2 separate regions of the Homo sapiens genome follow, and region 2 is linked to region 1. Evidence: read pairs that join two places in POLR2A ChIA-PET (ENCODE). Cell type or tissue: GM12878. All regions are shown on one strand. Each heading gives the region's core, and the rest is flanking DNA. Links, peaks and the distances in the headings are about the cores only.

Evidence for each region. Peaks named below come from ENCODE experiments on the same cell type or tissue, not always from the same donor. Only the 100,000 strongest peaks of a DNase experiment are listed, where the experiment ranks them.
Region 2: POLR2A ChIA-PET joins it to region 1 with 6 read pairs; 1 of 35 experiments calls an interaction of 5 or more read pairs at or near these places.

What each region holds. Positions count from the first base shown.
Region 1 is chr3:122,321,161-122,324,080 of GRCh38, reverse strand. No RefSeq gene overlaps it. Among named protein-coding and RNA genes, the nearest start is that of CSTA, 2.6 kb to the left of the region's middle. RefSeq lists an enhancer at 1,318-1,367. In GM12878, for the core only: no CTCF peak of the experiment used is centred there; a DNase peak (open chromatin) is centred at 1,530; H3K27ac peaks cover 2,059 bases.
Region 2 is chr3:122,261,762-122,264,681 of GRCh38, reverse strand. CASR (calcium sensing receptor) reads right to left here. Exons shown (of 7, transcript NM_000388.4): 4 at 2,270-2,920. Among named protein-coding and RNA genes, the nearest start is that of CSTA, 62 kb to the left of the region's middle. In GM12878, for the core only: no CTCF peak of the experiment used is centred there; no DNase peak of the experiment used is centred there; H3K27ac peaks cover 1,279 bases.

The DNA of each region.
Region 1 (2,920 bases), core at 254-2,753:
TAAAAATGTTTGGAAGGAACCAGGCTTTACAATATAAGGAATTATTCACTCACTTAATTCCTCAGACACCCTTCTACTCTCCAGAGACAATTATTGGCACCAACTTCTTCTGTATCCTTCAGAGACATTCTTTACACATACAAATATAAAAATAATTGGAGGCTGGGCACGGTGACTCACGCCTGTGATCCCAGCACTTTGGGAAGCCGAGGTGGGTGGATCACAAGGTCAAGAGATTGAGACCATCCTGGCCAACATGGTGAAACCCCATCTCTACTAAAAATACAAAAATTAGCTGGGCGTGGTTGCGTGCGCCTGTAGTCCCAGCTGCTCAGGAGGCTGAGGCAGGACAATCGCTTGAACCTGGGAGGCAGAGGTTGCAGTGAGCCAAGATCGCGCCACTGCACTCCAGCCTGGTGACAGAGCAATACTGTGTCTCAAAAAAAAAAAAAAAAAAAAAATTGGCTACACACACACGCACACACACACATAGATACATATTCATCTATATAGGTTTTCTTTTATAAAAATGGTATCCTACATAAATTATTATACTTTTTGTTTTATTCCTAACAATATATTTTGGAGACTGTTCTATATCACAATACAGGGAGGTGCTTGTTTCTTTATAATGATGTTTGGTGGGTGCTTGGCAAACTCTTGGAGCTAAGTGAGTGTCTTACAGGCTAAACTAAGGGGTGCTACACAAGTATCTCTCCATAGAATGCCTTTACCCTGTGGATTAAGAAGAACAGCGAATGTGGATGACAAGGTGCTCCCTCAAGAGGCCACAGGTCATCTGAAGACTTTGGCTCAGCTTTCATAGGCCACTGGTTCTACTCATCTTCATGTGACCTCCCCAAGTCAAGTCCTTTCATATTAAGGCCCCTGACGTTTTTCCAAGCCTGAAGCCCATTTTTAGTTGTCTGCTGACATCCTAGTCCAGGCCATCCTTATTGAATCTCCCCAGTGGTAAGAGATATGGTAAACCACAAGTCTACCCTTCTCTTTCTAGGGTCTATGCCCTGTACTTTCAGCTTTTTCCTATTGATTCTCAATAATTTATTTTAGAAGTAAAAACTTCCCCAAAGCAAATATTGCTTTTGTGTTTTGTATTCCTCCTATAACAATCCTAGTTCTTCTCAAGAGTAGTATGTGTGCCTCTGATTGACAGGGAAAGAGTCGCACACAAGGAAGTGCAAAAGAGAAAAGCACAATTCATATCTCTGTATTAATTGTTTACTTAAGTTAAACAAACAGTTGATTAAATACACATTTATTTTAAAGGTACCTTTAAGATTGCTTTTTGGATTTTTTGGTATGAATTATGCAGACTGTGTTTCTGGAGCTAGATATCCTCATATATTTCATATTTCTTGTCTGTGAGCTCATCTGCCACAGGAGTTATCTTTTATGTGAGTTTTCTCTTTTGTGGCTGGTTTGTGGGGCTTTCCTATGGGGTGGTTTCCGCTACCAGGTCCTAGGAGGTACACAAGCCCCAGCCCAGTTCTTACTTTACTGTTGGCTTAGAGCTCTTGCACCATAAAGATACTGAGAATTTGGGCTTGTCTCCAGCTTTAGTTACAGGCCTGGGCTCTGAACTTCCCCAGCTAATTGCGCTTCTACCCATTGCCAGGAGTAGATGTGTGGATGCATACACTTACCATGCAACCCACCGTTCCTACTGCTAGCTATTTCCCCAGGAGAAATGAAATATGTCTGCACAAAGACTGGCATATGAATGCTAACAGCTGCATTATTCATAATGATTCAAAACCGAAGAAAACTCCTTGTCCATCAACTGGTGAATGGTAAGAATAGTTGTGGTAGAGTCACAGTATAGAATACTACTTAACAATAAAAAGGAACAAAATAGTAATACATTAAATCACATAGGTAAACCTCAAAAACAAGACAATGTAAGAAGAAGTGAAAGAAAGCAAACACAGGAGGCCATGGACTATATTATTCCATTTAGATGAGACCTTAGAAGAGGCAAAATTATAGTGACAAAAAGGAGATCAGAGGTTGCTTGAGGCTGAGGTGAGGGATGGAATGCACTGTAAAGGGGCGCAAGAAAACGTCTTAGGGAGATGGAATTGTTCTATACATGGATTGCGATAGTGGCTACACAACAGTATATGATTACCAAACTTCATCAGATTGTGCACTTAAAGTGGGTGGTCTTGTTTCCACACCAAAAAAATAAAAAAATAAAAAAGTGGGTGGACTTTATCATATGTAAGTTACACCCCCAAAAAGCTAGAATATAAAAGCACTGCCTTTTGAATGCCTTCTTTGTGTGTCTCTTGGTCTCGCTGTTATACTTCTTCCTCTAATGTTTTTCATTAGAGTCTTAACTCCTACTGCACCAATACAGTGCTTTAAAAATGACTGTGAAGGCCCTATTTGAAGTGTGTGTTCAAGGGAGGACATAGTTATTCCTCCTGGCTATCCTTGTGGTGAAGAGGGAAAGTGGGGGGCAGGGTTGACTGAGGACAGGTCATGAAAAACAGGTGAACGATCTTACACTTTAGTTGTTAGGTAATGGAGGTCACTGAAAAGTCAGAGCTATAGAGAAGCCATTTGTGCTTTAGGAAGATAAAACTGGAGGCAATGTGTAGACTGGTATATTAGGAAAACACGAACTAACTCCCTCTCTTCTACTAAACCCTCAACACTCAACATGCTCTGGCCATCATAGTGCATGGAAGCTGAATCCCTGTACCCGCATTGTTGTCTGGCTTCCTGGCTTGAGAAAAGCAGAGTTTCTGTTCCATGTTGAGGAGGGGAGAGACAGTGCAGCCAGCGGGATGGCAGGAGAGCAGCCCATACTCCATGGCGAGACCCCTGCTGCGACGCCAAGCCTGCAAAAAACTAACTGGACTTGCTAAAAGCTTAGCATGAGGGTATTTATTTT
Region 2 (2,920 bases), core at 421-2,920, 60 kb after region 1:
GTCATTCCTCCCTAGAGTTCTGATCCCATTTTCCTATCTGTGCTGTCTCCTGGGGAGATTTTTCCAGACCATGTAAGAGTCAGGAGAACATATCTTTACCTGGGCCATGGTTGGGTGAAGTGTCTGTGTAGTGGACATTTTGAATGTTGGCTGCTTTGCTTCTATTTCTTCCTCCTTTTGGTAATGGCATCCTGACTTCCCACTGGAGATTCACTCCCCCCTTACTCTAAGTCTATGTAGTCTGGAGGACTGCTAGCATCAGGGATGGATCCATGACTTAGGAATGGTCAATAAATGTGGTTTCTGGAACTTTTACAGGATATCTTGGGAAGTAAGGAGATCCTAGCTTCAAGCTGCTACAGAAGCTGAAAATTGCTAACCCTGGGGAATGAAGAACAGAAAGATGAGATGAAAATACCTAGCTGTACCTGGAACACTTCTGAGATTTTTAGTGACATGACCCACTCACTACATTTCCTCTTTTTTTGTTTATGCCAATTTGGTTAGGGCTTTCTATTACACAACTAAAAGTCCCAGTTGTGACTGTAGCCTGTCATGGCTTTTTTTTTTTTCTCACAGGTCCAAGGTCTGGTCTTGACCATCTGTATTTTATTTCCTTATCTGGAAGAGGAGCCATTGAAGAGTAGAACTGCCAAGTTTCCCCCTTGAAGCCTGTTTTTCCTTCAACCCTACTCTTGTCTTGCAGTTTTTTCAAGAACTGAGGTCCTCCTTGCATTGGACGTGAGAGGTAAGAAAGAAAAGACAATAGTAACAACCACCTAGAAGATTGCTCCCTTACTCCTCCTACTTAAAACCCCATACCTTAGCATCATCACTCCTGAAGACTTTAGAGTGCCTGACCTTTATTACAGCACCTCTATCTTGGCAAGGTAGGGGTTCCGTGTGAAGAAAGAAGCTCTGAGTACCCCACAGAAGTTAGAAACTTTAGCCAACAGTGATGGTTGGGTAAGAGGTTCCCATATAAGAAGGGCTGAGAACTTGAAGATTCTGGCCTATTTGACCAACTTAGACAGTCACTCCTTGTCTTTCATGAGAATCTCTACAGTGACTGATACAAGTTGTGTGCTTTTTGCTTCTTGGTATCCTTCCCAAAGGGTTTGTGGTGGTTGGGTTCTGTATACAAAGGTGTTCTAGTTATCATTTTTACCTAATTCATGGATTAATTAGAGCTGTACTGAAATCCTACTATAATAATCACACATCTGTTTAGAGCTTGAAAGTTTACAAATTGCTTTTACATATATCATGTCATTTAATGTCATGAACCTAAGTCAAAAGAACATTGAGTGGAAAGTAAGCTAGACATTAAGTCTGTGTCACAGATGGAGACACTGTGACTTACAGCCATGGTTTGCCTAAGATCACACAGCTAGGAAATGGGGGAGCTGGAGGCTGGCACATTCCATTCAAATTCAGGAATTCCCGCCCTCTCCACTGTCATGCAATCTCTCTGATAGGTCAGTTTGGAACTAAGGAAAATACAAAAGGAGTGTGAAACATGGTCTGATTGAAAAAAATAAGGCACATATGCAAGACCCGAACAGCTATTTAGGATATAAGCTCTTGAAATGAAAAAGATTATGATGTCTCTCCTGTGTGTAATTCAAAAATACAAAACAAGGCTAAACAAGTGTGGGAACTCCTCTTAAGTTCTGATTTTTTCTATGATAACCACTTCAGTGCTTCTTTTTGAAACACTCAATATCAAATCTTTTTACAAAGAGTTTTTGTTTTCTGTGTCTTTGATTTGCTTTTGTCCTAAGCTGTGCTTAGCTGACCTGCTGGGTGGCTTGGTATAGGCTGTCAGTAATGTAATGGCAAAAGTGGTGGCTAAACACAATAATACTAGCTTTATGCCACTTAGTATATGGAATGTAATAGGTACTCAAAAAATACTTCTTACTCACAAGGGAACAATATTGATAATTTAGACATTAGAAAAATACCCCACTCATTACTAAATCTGTTCTGGGATATTTGAAAACTTTTGGGGACCATACTTCAGTTATTCTGAATCACTGGACTAAAGAACAGTTGACTCAAGGCTTTAAATAGATAATCAAATTACTATCAATTTTGTTCAAATCAGTTGCTCAAGATTTAAAAAAGGTACTTTGAATCCAAAGCTCCATTTAGTGGCTTCATTTAAATATTGCCCTTTTCAAATGACCACTATTTTTCTTGCCTGGAGTTGCAGCCCAACTCTGCTTTATTATACAGCAAATTGCTATATAAGTGAAGGACGCACCTGCCACGCCTCAACTTTCTTGATGTCTGCACAGGAGCCATTGGTGAAGAGCCCTCTCCCAGGTAAGCAGGTATATATATCTTGCAAGGCGTGGGCAATGGAGTAGACTGCTAAGTACACATTGTAGGATATCCGTAAATGCGTGTAATCTATGTAAGGGGTCTCGACACTGCTGATGTTCTCATCCCCTGTACAGAGGGGTCGGAAGGCTGTCGAGCTGTTGCTAAACCTGTCGCCACTTTCTTCGTGACCTCTCAGAAAGGTGTCCACAGGTAAAGGTCCTTTTGCACCTTCTTGGAGGTGGCAGTTAAATGTTTCTTCCCAAAACTCCTTGGCAAAACCATTGTGGACAGACTTCCTGGGATGGACCTTCTTCAGGAATTCCCGGAAGCCTGGGATCTGCCCAGCCTTCAGAGCGAATCCAATGGTGCCGCCAACCACGTGGAAGTACTGAGGCATGGCGATCAGGGAGGAGCTGGCCCAGGCCTCGCTGGCCAGCCAGATCTTGCCCGTGATATTGCGCCGGACAATCTCCTTGATGAGGGGCTCAAGATCTGGGCCACTGGAGAAAACCACGATGACTTTGGCCGTGGAATTTTGAATCACCTCTACCACATGCTGGATCTCTTCCTCATCAGAGTACTGGGAGAT